Linked DNA regions of Homo sapiens: region 2 is linked to region 1. Evidence: chromatin contacts called from ENCODE Hi-C or POLR2A ChIA-PET data. All regions are on one chromosome and are shown on one strand. Each heading gives the region's core, a stretch centred on a gene start or an enhancer-like site at or near the end of the contact. The rest is flanking DNA. Distances are from core to core; before and after follow the strand shown.

Region 1 (6,985 bases), core at 2,729-5,228:
TGATCAAGGTTAGGTTTCTGAGATAACCCGACTCGAGGTAGAGAGAAGGTCAAACCTTGAAATCCCCAATAAAGCAATGATTTGTCAAAATTTTATCAAGATTAGTGATAAATCCAATCTATAAAACCAGCCACTTTGAAGTAGGCTCTTCCTTTTACTATGTAAATCCTGCCCAACTTCTATTATTTTGCCTTTTTACAAAACACAAAAGCATACTCTGAAAGACAACTGGTATTGGACTAGAGGATTATAAATTTAATAAAACATCTAACTACTCAAAACCATTTGTTAGCTAAAAATAACAATATACCCAAAAATGCTTCTCTTTTCACTTTTTGTGGACCATTTAAGCCAAACCATACTATATTTTTGATATGCCAAGTAAAAATGATCAATACTAATCTGTTACACATATAAATCCTGGCAAAATAAATTCAATTTTCAAACCACAAATATTTACTATCCTATTCTTTCCCCAAATTAATCAGCAATGAAGAGTGCAAGTTAACATCCTCTACCACTGATAAACTGTGACTCTAAGCACCTACTACGTGTTGTGATTAAAAATGAGAATAAAATTATATAATTACATTAAGTGCTAAAAAGTTGAAATGTTCTATACATTTCTAGATCTATTAAGGATTACTGAAACATGAATGCATTGATAAGCTCTTCAAAACCAATTTTCAAATTAGTAGAAGTATTCAAGCATCCTGCTCCCTAGATATGAAAAACAGGCATTAAAATTAGGGCATATATGTCTGCAAAGCATTTTCTAAATTACCACTTAATCAGATTAACAAAGGCAAACAAATTCGGAAAACAGAAAAGACTAACAAATGTAAGGTGTTAAATATTTGGAGTAAGAAAAGGGGCCTAAAGCGGCCTAGAACGATGAAAAGCAAAGCCCCTACGGTAACGTTACATTTGAATTAAAGAATACCGTTATTTAAATAAGCAGTTAGCACTTCGTAGGAGGAAGGCCAAGCAACGTGACTATTACAGATCTATGGATTCACAGCACTGCTTTACTATTATTCCGTACTTATTTGCTTATATTTATAATATAGAAATAAAGAGGCAGCAACAGTTAGCCACTACATTAACCACTCTACCAAAGGTTACTTAAAAAACGGCCTTGCATTCTTACAACACTCTACAGTTAAGGATTATTTTCACATATATGACCTCATATAGTCCTCTCAACCCTGCGATGTTGGTAGTACCGACTATATTTCATAGATAAGAAACCAAGGCTCGGTACGCGATTTTTTCTCAGAGTCACCCAAGTCGAACCCAGACCTTCCGATTCCTAGTTTTATGCCTCGCATTTTGCATAGTTCTATTTCAGGCATAAATTGAATTGTTAAAGGGAAGGAACGGGTTAGGCAAAAAATAATCATGGTACCTGCAGCTGTGTGCTGCAAAAAATGGCTGAATTATGCTTCTTCCTTTTTCTTTCTCGCTCTCTCTGGAAAAAAAAATTACATTTCAAACAATTTAAGTAAACTCGAAGACAAACGAGGTCCCGGCGTCTACCAAATGTTTGACTCGGGTCCGTGCAGAGAGGGCCGGCGAATTCGTGCCTAGCTCGGGGCCGCGGGCGAAGCCCGGGCTCCGCAGGCCGGCGGCCAGGGGCGGCTACGTACCTCGGGGGGTCCTGTCCAGCCTCTAGTGGACGGCAGTCTGCATCAGGAAGAACCGGGCCAGCGGGCCGATGGGTGGGCGGTCGGGCGCCGGGACGGCACTCGGCAGGCTCCTCGGACGTCTACGAGCAGCCGCTCCCGGCACGAGCCGGGTCGCTCCGGCGGGGCACGAGAGTGCTCGCCTGCAGCCCCCTCTGGATAAGTCCTGGGAAAGAAGACAGCGCTGAGTCGAGAAACCAGACAGTCGGGCTCCGCACGAGGCGGCGCGGCGTCGGGGCCCGGACCGACCTTGCCAACGCCGGGGGCCTCGCAGCACCCGACGGGGCTCGGCGGGAGGGCCGACTGGGGCCGCGGGCGGGGAAAAGGGCTGGGGGGCAGCAGGCAGAGACAGAAGCACCAGCCGAGGAAGCGTCGAGGACGGCGTCTCTGGGCTTCTGCCCCGAAGCGCGCCGAGCCTCGGGATCACCCACGCCGGGGGTGGAGGAAGGCGGGAAAGGGGCGGGGAAGGGGCGGGGCGTGCGGGGCCACGAGCCGGGGGCCGCTCCGGGCCGCGCGCCCCCTGCGGGCCGCGGGAGCCGCCCGGGGCCCGCCCAGGGAGGCGGGGCTGGCCGGCAGGGGGCCCAGTGCGCTGTCGTCTTGACGCGGAAGGCCGCCACGCTGGGAGAGAGGGCGGAGGGTGGGAAGCCGTTGGGGGCGGGGAGCTGGCCCGGGAGGCCCCCCCCTCGGCCCCTGCTGGCGCCCCGAGGGGGCCAGCCCGTGGCCTGGCGGGTGTTTACCTTCCCCCTGGTCGAGCGCCAATGCCGCCATCTTTCAGCCCAAAACGCGTCACTTCCGGCGCCACGGGAGCGGGAGCGGGTGTGGGAACGGGGGGGAAGGGGGGGCGGGGAAGGCTGTCCCGCGCCCGCGGCGCCCCGCGTCCCGGCTGCCGGCCCGCCACGCCAGCGGTTTCCCACCGAGGAAAACAGGCGGCCGGGCGTCGCGGCCCTGGACTGGGCCCGACGCAGCTTCCCCCGCGGCGCCGCCGTCGGGGCTGAGGACACTCAGCTGTCCTCGTCCCCTTGCAGCGGTCTCTCTCCGCCTGCACGAGCGATGGGCCCTGAGCCACTGCGGTGCGCCCACCCTCGACAAGTTGAGGGCTAGGAAGCCAGGAAAGTGTCTTTTTGCATCTTGGCCACGGTGGGGGTGGGGGAATCGGGGACAACGTGGAGGGAGCTTTTCCATAGCTACCTGTTATAAAAGTGACTAGATCTGCGCCAAATGACATCATTTTTTGTAAGGCAACTTGCAGTGGACTATTGCGTCACTGTCCACTTGGCTTACTGCACAACAATTACACGTTTCAGAAATCGATTTCCCAAGGGTGGGAAAATTCATAAAAAATTGCATGTCTGCACCACCCGGAGATAATGCCGGATTTAAAAAAGCTGTCTCTACTTGCGTCAAAATAATCAAGAACGAACATTCAGAGGGCAGTGATTTTTGTTGTTCGTTTTTTATAGAATTCTAGCTAGTACTTTTTAAATATTACCTTTTCTTGACAAGAATATAAAACTAGACTATAGGACTGTTTTGTAAATTTATTATGGCATCTCTTTCTGGGAAAAGTGTAGATGACGGAAATACACAGTTGGAAGCCCGTGGATCTACAATTAACCTTAAATTAGGGCATCCATTGCCCATAGCAGATCCTAAACTGAGGTATTTCGGCTTCCCCCACCCCCACCCCCCGCCGCCATTTTCTCTCTAGACCAATATCCCGATGAACTTTCCGTGAGAGGTGTCGCTAAAAGCGATAATTATCTCTTTCTAGCAAACTTGAACATACCATCTTTCCCAAGAGGCCAAAATAGCACACGGTGTACTGTTTTGCTGAAGTAGACTACTTCGTGGGAGAGATAACACAATCACTTCAATCTTTTGGAAATACGCTTCCTTATTCCGATTTAAACTATAACAAGCTTTAAAAAAACTGTAAGACACTGAAATTCCCAAGTTGTTCACACTTTCTTTCCATCTTTTCCAATAGCTCCTTTAAGATATTTCTGTTCATTATTTAAAAATCCCTGCTTGCCATATTTGTATCTATTACTACATGACAAATTACCCCAGAATTTCACATTAAAACAAATTTTTAAAATTAAATCATAAAATAAACTTTAAAAATGCATACATTCCACTTCTGAATATTTAAATGTTCATGCATTATTCCCGAACATCTAAACGCTGAGTTTGGATTTTTGTACATTAACTAACATTTTAAGCTATACATTACTATGTGGCACTGACCTGTCTAAAGAGAGGCTTCTGTTCTTGATTCAAGCAAGAGTTGAAACGTTTCTGCGCTCTTTGTACCAGGTATAAATGTAGTGAGTGTATGTCATAAGCCATTGTGTGATCACCGTGCTTCCCGTCCCTCCTTATTTTGACATTGCAAGGTCTCGTGGAATTTCAAATGTGCTTTTTTGGATATTTATGTAGTTTTAAAACTGGGCTGTGTCTTTCAATCAATCTATACGTTTACTATATGAACCCCTCCCCAAGTTATCTTCAATCAATGATGCCTCTTTCACTCTTATTTCTTATTTTTATGTTATTATTATTATTTTTTTTTTGAGACAGTCTCACTCTCGGCCAGGCTGGAGGGCAGAGGCATGATCTCAGCTCACTGCAGCCTTGACCTCCCGGGCTCAAGCAATCCTTCCACCTCAGCCTCCCGAATAGCTAGGACCACAGACGTGCCCCACCATGCTCGGCTAACTTTTCTTTTCTTGTTTTTGTTTGTTTGTTTGTTTTGTTTTTGTTTGCTTGTTTTTTTCTGAGATGGAGTCTGTCGCTCAGGCTGGGGTGCAGTGGATCTCGGCTGACTGCAACCTCCGCCTCCCGGGTTCAAGCGATTATCCTGCCTCAGCCTCCCGAGTAGCTGGGATTACAGGCGCTCGCCACCGTGCCCAGCTAACTTTTGTATTTTTAGTAGAGACGGGGTTTCACTGTGTTGGCTAGGCTGGTCTCAAACCCCCGACCTCATGATCGCCCGCCTTGGCCTCCCAAAGTGCTGGGATTACAAGCGTGAGCCACTGCACTCCAGCTCAGGCAACAGAGCAAAAACACCGTCTCAAAAAAAAAAAAGAAAAGAAAATATATTTTAACTTTCCCCACCAATTTCTGGACTGTAATGGGAGTTGTTAAATACCTTGAGAGTATCCTTTCACACTGGTAGAGTCCCACAGAGGTAGATGGAAGCTGTCTTTTCTTAGCCCTCTAGCCTAAGTATTTGAGAATACACATTCCTCAATAGCTATTTATTTAGCAGCTAGCGAGGTCGGAAGCATGCTAGAAGCCTGGGCCTGGGAGTGCTGGTGGAGTTGGAATGAGGTTCTTCCCCAGGGGTTCTGAGGATTTAGGATACTGCATACCCTCCTCCTCCCTCCTGTTTTTGCTTTTTAAGAAATTGAGGCCAGGCGTGGTGGCTCACGCCTGTAATTCCAGCACTTTGGGAGGCCGAGGCGGAAGGATCATTAGAGGTCAGGAGTTGGAAACCAGCCTGACGAACATAGTGAAACCCCGTCTCTATTAAAAATACAAAAAATTAGCTGGCATGGTGGTGCGGGCCTGCGGTCCCAGCTACTCAGGAGGCTGAGGTAGGAGTATGGCTTGAGCCCAGGAGGCAGAGGTTGCAGTGAGTCGAGATTGCACCACTGCACTCCAGCCTGGACAACGGAACTAGACGCTGTCTCAAAAAAAAAAAAAAGAAAAGAAAAGTTGAGGCTTTTCAGAAATTCCCAGTCTGTGGTAGTTGTCTTGGTAATCACTTTTCTTTTTACTTTTTTTTTTTTTCTTTTTTTTGAGACAGAGTCTCCCTCTATCATCCAGGCTGGAGTGCAGTGGCGTGATTGGCTCACTGCAACCTCTGCCTCCCAGGTTCAAGTGATTCTCCTGCCTCAGCCTCCCAAGTAGCTGGGACTACAGGCACACACCACCACGCCCAGCTAAATTTTGTAACTTTAGTAGAGATGGGTTTTCCCATGTTGGCCAGGCTGGTCTCGAACTCCTGACCTCTAGTAATCCATCCACCTCAGCCTCCCAAAGTGTTGGGATTACAGGCGTGATCAACCGCACCCAGCCACCCCATGATCTTTCCACTGTACCATGTAATTATATTAACATAGTAAATGATCTTCACATAGTTGTATTTTTATTCCTACTTAATTCCACAAATTGTTGGTTTGCAATCTACTATACTATTTATTTATTCATTCCATAAGTATGTGTAAGTGCCTAGTACATGCCAAGTCTTGTTCTACCCACTGGGGATCCATCAGTGAATAAAACATATGAAAACTCTAGCCCTTGTACGGATTACATGTGTCAGGTAATAAAATAAATAAGCAAATTATGTGGCCTGTTAGAATGTGGTAAATGTGGCCGGGTGCGGTGGCTCACGCCTGTAATCCCAGCACTTTGAGAGGCTGAGGTGGGTGGATTACTTGAGGTCAGGAGTTCGAGACCAGCCTGGCCAACACGGGAAACCCCATCTCTACTAAAAATACGAAGAAATTAGCCAGGCGTGGTGGCACATGCCTGTAATCCCAGCTATTTGGGAGGTTGAAGCAGGAGAAGTGCTTGAACCCGGGAGACTGGGCGAAAGAGGGAGACTCTGCCTCAAAAAAAATATATATTATTTTCATAGAAGTTTTAATGACTTATGAAATTGTTTCTAATATAATCTTATGTGAAAATGCAGGACAAAAAAAAACTATAATTGCACTGATCACAGTAACACTGAACCCTCAGAGGTAGTTTTCTGTTGACTCCTTATTTTCCTGAGTATGGGTCACACTTTGCTGTTTCTTTGTACATCCTGTTTCTTTTAGATAATATGTTGTAGCAACTCTGGACTCTGTATTAACCCACTCCCAATCCAGGTGGTGGTAGAGTTTGCTATTTTTAGATTTGTTGTTTGTGTGGTGGTCAGCCTGGACTAATTCTGTGGCGTCTATTCCCCAAATCGGGATGTGATAAATGCTATGGAAAATAACAGAGCTGGGGAAGGGTGTTCCAGTTTTAACTGGGATGATCAAAGTAGGAGGTATCATTTGAGCCTTGCCTTCAATGAAATTAGGGACCAGAGTGTATAAAACCTGGTAGGCAATTGTAAGGTCTTTGGCCTGTGAGAAATTGGGAACCACTGGAAGCTTTGGTGAAGAGGACCAATATGATTTGACACTCAGGCTGCTATGTAAGTAACAGAATTTAGGTGGACTAGGGCAGAAGCAGGGAGATGGGTTAGGAGACTATTCCGATAATGGAATGGAATGGAATGGAATGGAATGGAGGCTACA
Region 2 (6,985 bases), core at 1,665-4,164, 280 kb before region 1:
ATCCCAAAGTGCTGGGATTATAGGCGTGAGCCACCGCGCCTGGCATGTAATGGTAACTTTTCACTACATTTGGTATCCTATTTACTGATAATCTGATGGAAACTGTGGACCTCGAGCGGGCGTGGGAAGGGTTGGAATACATTTTTGCTCACACACACAATGGTATATACTATTTCAGGAGGTGCACAGACCCTTTTTGTACCCTCAGATCCCCCTATATTTGAAGATTCTGATTCAAACCAACCTCCTTAAGAAACTGAGGCCCCAGTTTCAGACGACTTTCCCCCAGTGCCAGTCAACAGGCACACCAGCAGAGTCCAGATAGAGCCCAGTTCTTCCGATCTCCCCCAATACATACACACACACACACACACACACACACACACACACACACACACACACCGCACTGAGGTGGAGGAGGTGGGAGAATGGTTTTAATCAATACTCAACACTTCAGTACCTCAGGGTTACTGGCTTATCTCCTGATAAGCCCTCAGGAGTCTTACTTATAGCAAAACCTCTAGGCCTTTACTGTGGAGAGGCCTTTGCAACACTCAAATCCCAGGACCTTGTAACTGAACCTTTCCAATCAAAGGAGATCAAGAAACTCAAGGCGGGGGGAGTGGGGAGGGACAGCATTAGGAGATATACCTAATGCTAAATGACGAGTTAATGGGTGCAGCACACCAGCATGGCACATGTATACATATGTAACTAACCTGCACATTGTGCACATGTACCCTAAACTTAAAGTATAATAATAATAATAATAAAAAGATGATTATTACAAAAAGACAAAAGATAACAAGTGTTGGTGAGGATGTAGAGAAAAGGGAACCCTCGTACACTATTGGTGAAAATGTAAACTGGTACAGCCATTTTGAAAAATAATGAGGCAGTTCCTCCAAAAATTAAAAATATAACTACCATATGATCCAGCAATTTCTCTTCTGGACATATATCCCAAAGAAATAAAAAAAGTATTTCAAAGAGAAAAAAAAAAAAGAAAACTCAAGGCCTCCATGGCCTACCTGGGGAGTCACATAACTCACCCTGGCTCAGCCCTGGGTCCCAAGCTTACAGCAGTTGGCAAGGAAGAGTGTTCAGTGCAATAACAGGCAATACCACTCATATGCCCTCCACTCTGAGGAAATAACCTCTATTTAGAGACTAAACAAAGGTGCCTCTTGCAAGTCTAAAAAAGAAAAGAAGCTACAAAGGTTGCCCACCAGTCAAAGAACCTAATCATCTCAGTCTATATTCATTTGTGAACTCCTCCTCTCACTAGACACTAAGAGATTATCCGCTTAAGGTTCAATAGTTTTTTGTTTGAGACAGAATCTCACTGTGTTGCCCAGGCTGGAGTGCAGGGGCGCGATCTCAGCTCACTGCAACCTCTGCCTTCCGGTTCAGGCGATTCTCCTGCCTCAGCCTCCAAAAGTAGCTGTGACTACAGACATGCACCACCACTCCCGGCTAATTTTTGTATTTTTAATAGAGACGGGGTTTCACCATGTTGGCCAGGCTGGTCTCGAACTCCTGGCCTCAAGTGATCCATCCACCTCAGCATCCCAAAACGCTGGGACTGCAGTCGTGCACCACCACACCCGGCCTCAATAGAATTTTCAAGAAAGGAACACAGGGTTATAAGAGAAAGCACCTGAACAAGACCATGGAGCTTTTGTAGAAGACCTTTCACATTGCAAGCTAAAGTCAACTGTGGCCCCTCTCATAATGACTTTCAGTCTGCCTTCAAATAGTTTAACAAAGGTTTTTTGTTTGTTTTTAAGTACTATAAACAAGACAGAACCCTTACAACTGATAACAAAGTCCCCAGGAACAGTGAGTGAGTGAGAGAGAGAGAGAGAGAGAGAGGGAGAGAGAGAGAGAGAGAGATATCCAGGACCCCCAAGAGAATTGATGGGGTTAATGTGAGTCAAAAGCACTATGAGTCACATCAGGGGGACAGGCCCACTGGCAGCGAGATAACTTCAGAAACTGGAGCAGGTGTGAGCCCCCTGGGATGCAGCCAGGCAGAAAACTTGGAAAGGGTGGCATGCTCGGGTGAAAGGGATTAGGGAGAGCTAGACACGCTCTGGAGTCTAAGGCCCTCAGGCCTTAACTGTGCCAGCTGGGAAGATTACATATACAAAAAGGCATCCTCCCTTACCCACGTGGCCCAATCAAAGCACCCAGCCTCTTATAAGGGCTTTGCGGCTCATTAAAGTTAAGTTCAAATTGGCACCAGGGTCCTAGACGCACAGTCCTAGGGTCCTGGGAGCCAAAAGGTACCCTGTAATCTCTGCCAATGTTACAACAAACTTAAGTAAGAGCCGAAGTAGGTCAAGCATTTAATCCTAAAAATGTTCTCCAAAGGAAGATGAAGGGCTAGAGGTAACATAGAACTCCAAATATTATCTTTCTGACAAGGGGCTACCCCGACGCGGCTACCAACCACACCCCGGATGAGCAAGGCCAAAGGAATTTTAGGGAACACCCAACTTCCTCCCTTAAAAGTGCTGCTTTGCTTTTAATATCAAACTCAGTGCTAGAAGTCGCCAAAGTGGGGGCGAGGTTCTCCCAACCAAAGGCCGGCGGGCTTATGTCCGGTCGGAGGTACAGTGGGCGAGCGCCCCTTATCATAGAGCCCAAATGCCCATGCGTGGCCCACTTCTTCCGCCGGGGCCAGCCCGAAGCTCTAGGGGAAGACGATGGCACCCCAGGCTACCGCCCTGCCAGCCCCTTCCACGCCCCGCCACCTACCGCAGTGCTGCCCGCCTCATTGCGCTAGGCTGCCGTGCGCGCGATGGAGAACCGGGCCCCGCGCGCTAGTCGGCGGAGGGAAACTGAGGCGATAAAAGACGCACGAGTACCAGACCGCGCCCTTGCTGAGGACAGCCCGGGAGCCGGACAGCGGTGTCCGGGGGCGGGACCGCGGCGTCCAGGGGGCGTGGCCGCGCTGTGCCGGGCGGACCCTACCCGTTCATTGGCGGGAGGCTGGAGTCCGCCTCTGCGGAGCTTCCCACTCAATCAGTTGTGCGGGTCGTGTTGCTACAGCGAGGACCGGCCTATTCTCGGTTGAGTAAACGAACCACGCAGCAACGCCAGGGCGTGACGTCGAGAAGAGGCCCGGCTCTGCCTAGTGGAGCTTGTCTCCTTTATCCTTGATCCCCGCGCCTTGGCTCCGTCTGTTCTTCCCCTTGGCTGCACATTGGAATCTCCTGGGCAACTTTCCAAAATACTGATACTTGGCCGGGCGCGGTGGCTCACGCCTGTAATTCCAGCACTTTGGAAGGCCTAGGCGGGCAGATCACCTGAGGTCAGGAGTTCAAGACCAGCCTGGCCAACATGGCGAAACCCTGTCTCTACTAAAAATTCAAAAATTAGCCAGGCGTGGTGGCAGACGCCTGTAATCCCAGCTACTCGGGGGACAGGCACGAGTATCGCTTGAACCTGGGAGGCGGAGGTTGCGGTGAGCCGAGATCGCACCACTACACTTCAGCTTGGGCGACAGAAGGAGACAATGTCTCAAAAAAAAAACAACAAAAAACTGATGCTTGAGACCCACTGGCTGGAGATTCTAGTTTAGTCCTGGGTGCGGTCTGGGCTTCGGGATGATGTCTAAAGATGCCCCCAGGTGATGCTAATGTAACCAAAGGCTAAAAACCACTGACCTAACAGGAAAAAATTGTTCCTCTCCTCTTCTCGGCCTGACCCCCAATGTTTGATATCTTGGGCGAGCTAGAGAGATTCAAGGCCAGAGAGTTTAAGATTATTTCACCCTACGATCTAATTCTCCATTTCTTTCAACGAATTATTATTGAGCTGTTTGCATTGTGCCAGGCACTATTGCAGAGGTTGGGGTTGCAAAAAGAAAAAAGGACAAAAATCCCCGCCCTTAAGGGGCTTGCCTCTTGATAAGGAAGGAAAACAAATCAACAAACAAGTTAGCAAATAACATGATCTCAAATATGGTAAAGCGGTTTAAAGGGGAAATAAGGTAACGAGTGGGGATCTTTTGAGAATATAAGCAAGTCTTGCTTTGCCTCTAAATACGGCAATTTCCTAAAAGGCAAGGGCCATATGCTTTTTCGCAATACCCCATACTTAGTAAAAATGTATTGATTTGAATTAAGCTAGCTTTCTGTTTTGAATCACTTCATGAGTTACACATGGAGCATGGTCTTCGGCTTTCTCTTTCTACTGAATTTTCCCTGCTTTTATCAATCTCACATCTGGAAGACTCCCCTTTTAGCCTACAAGGATCTCTCCTTCATTTTTGTTCACATTGTCTTTTCATTTTTGTCACATTGTTCACATTGTTCACAAGTCACTTTTCAGTGATTGTCTTGTTGGTTTTGGGTCAGCCATATTTCTTTATACTCTACCACACCTAACACAGAGGGCAATAAATATTGTATTGAATTATGCTATTTTTGTTCTTCTTTTTACTTGAACTTTTCTTTGAAGCAATAGGAGGCTCAGGGAGAAAAAATAAGTACAAGAGAGAATTTTTTGTAAATGGTATAATAGGTAGGTACAGTTTATAGTTTTTCCCGCAATCAAGTCGCCTTCCGTCAATTTCCAAATTATAAAGACACATTCTCATCAATATAATAAACACCATCGATTTTGGCTGGAACAGCTGAAACCAGGGACTTAATGCCATGCAGATGCCTTCTCTCTATTGCTTATCTTTGCTTTCCTTTGCATACTGGCTTCATTCTTTTTTCTCTCTATGTAATGACATTCTCCATATGGCAATAGAAGCTCCTGAACTTTACATCTTACAACCACAGCCACACACATACAGACTGACTGAAATTTCTACGGCCCAAATACAAAAAAGTTCTGAGAAGAGATTCATTGGTCCAATTTGGATCAGGTACACACTCCTGGACTAGCCAACTGTGGCATCAGGGTAAGGAACCCTTGCCCTGACTTACCAGGAACCCCCTCACCCAGACTCATGGCCAGGTACTGGGTCACAATCTACTAACATGGTTATTTCTGTAAGTAACTGTACAGATGGGGATACGGAGCACCTTCTTAGAAAAGGAGTACCGAGGCCGGGTGCGGTGGCTCACGTCTGTAATCCCAGAACTTTGGGAGGCTGAGGCGAGTGGATCAACTGATGTCAGGAATTCAATACTGGGCTGGCCAACATGGTGAGACCCCTGCCTCTACTAAAGATACAAAAATTAGCTGGCTGTGGTGGTGGGCGCCTGTAATCCCAGCTACTCGGGAGGCTGAGGCAGGAGAATCGCTTGAACCTGGGAGGCGAAGGTTGCACTGAGCTGAGATCGCGCCACTGCACTCCAGCCTGGGCAAGAGACTCCATCTCAAAAAAAAAAAAAAAAAAAAAGAAAGAAAGAAAAGAAGAGGAGTATGGAGCAGCCAACCACATAGATGTCCACTAGAAGGTTAAAGAGGGAAAAAAATGATCACATCACTTAGCCCACCTACCTTAGTTGTAACTTCAGGGAACCCCTGCTAGACCTAGCCTGCCCAGCATTCATCCACGAGTCTCTAACTACCTCAATTGGCAGCATGCATAAAATTCTTAAAACAGCTTAGCAACTCTGATTTCTGTGTGTGTTGTTGTTGTCGTCATTATTATCAAGCATATATGCTATACCACATTTTGGATAGCAGAGAAGGAAGGGGAAATGGTCACAAAATCAAAACAGGAAACATACAACAATTGTATAGTGGTGAGAATCACCGTCCTTAAGTAACAGGTTCTCTACCCAACCTTTTTGTTTCCTGTTATGTTCTATTAGTTCTATTTTAATATGGTCTCAGGATAACAGAGATGGTATCAATTGTGTAATTAAAAGTTACTTAATCATGCACTGACAGATACATAAGATATTAATGTCGTTATTACAAGTAAAACAATAAAATCAAATAACAAGGCTGGAAAGCAGTATCCCAGCACTTTGGGAGGCTGAGGTGGGTGGATTGCTTAAGAACAGGAGCTCAAGACCAGCCTGGTCAACAGAGCAAGACCCCATCTCTACAAAAAAAAAAAAAAATTGTTTAAATCAAACAACAAAACCTAACAAGGCATTGTCAGGTCTTCTTCTTTTTTTTTTTTTTTTTTTTTTTTTGAGACAGAGTCTCGCTCTGTTACCAGGCTGGAGTGCGGTGGTGCGGTCTCAGCTCACTGCAACCTCCGCCTCCTGGGTTCAAGCGATTCTCCTGCCTCAGCCTCCCAAGTAGCTGGGATTACAGGCACGTGCCACCACACCCGGCTAATTTTTGTATTTTTAGTAGATATGGGGTTTCACCATGTTAGCCAGGCTGGTCTTGAACTCCTGACCTCGTGATCCTCCCACCTTGGCCTTCCAAAGTGCTGGGATTACAGGCGTGAGCCACCGCGCCCGGCCAAAGGCATTGTTAGTTCAATCTAGTATTATGAGTGAAAAATATCCAGTTACCATCTTTCCTTGGGCTGCTGAATAATATATACTTTTGGATATCTGATTTAGGTAGAAAATGTTCCTGGAAAACTGTCATCAACTTTCAAACAAAGTGATTCGAACTACGATTTCATTAGGACACAGAAACTTTTTAAAAATATATCTTATTTCCTCAATTATTCAGATTATACAAAAGGATCCACAATAAAGTTAGGAGGGGAGGGCCAGGCACGGTGGCTCACGCCTGTAATCCTGGCACTTTGAAGCTCGAGGCAGGCAGATCACCTGAGGTCAGGAGTTCAAGACCAGCCTGGCCAACATGGCAAAACCCCCATCTCTACTAAAGGTAAAAAAAATGAGCAGGGCATGCTGTCGCGCGTCTGTACTCCCTGCTACTTGGGAGGCTGAGTCAGGAGAATTGCTTGAACCTGGGAGGCGGAGGTTGCAGTGAGCCGAGATGGTGCCACTGCACTCAAAGCCTGAGCGACAGAGGGAGACTCCATCTCAGAATATAAATAATAATAGTAATAATAAAGTCAGGAAGGGAGAAGGAAACAATG

The links. A loop is a pair of places that touch in the nucleus more often than their neighbours do. ChIA-PET counts read pairs that join two places held with the same protein, here RNA polymerase II (POLR2A). Pooled maps may share reads with other maps.
Region 2: a loop to region 1 is called in a map of gastrocnemius medialis, with 27 times the contacts of the local background. The contact joins the promoter of ACOT9 here to the promoter of KLHL15 in region 1. A Hi-C loop is called at or near these places in 5 of 168 maps with a recorded cell type or tissue (B cell, ascending aorta, chondrocyte and 2 more), 10 of 37 single-sample maps with no recorded cell type and 26 of 50 pooled maps. POLR2A ChIA-PET finds 5 or more read pairs at or near these places in 10 of 52 experiments (A549, AG04450, CD4-positive, alpha-beta T cell and 7 more).

The regions. Positions count from the first base shown.
Region 1 is chrX:24,023,208-24,030,192 of GRCh38, forward strand. It overlaps KLHL15 (kelch like family member 15), which reads right to left and starts at 3,979. Exons shown (of 4, transcript NM_030624.3): 1 at 3,933-3,979; 2 at 1,650-1,851. RefSeq lists silencers at 1,731-1,810, 1,821-1,970, 1,981-2,050, 2,131-2,570, 2,581-2,680 and enhancers at 2,343-2,847, 2,848-3,351, 4,559-5,058.
Region 2 is chrX:23,740,362-23,747,346 of GRCh38, forward strand. It overlaps ACOT9 (acyl-CoA thioesterase 9), which reads right to left and starts at 2,915. Exons shown (of 16, transcript NM_001037171.2): 1 at 2,764-2,915. The coding sequence starts at 2,783. RefSeq lists an enhancer at 2,445-2,494 and a silencer at 2,765-3,084.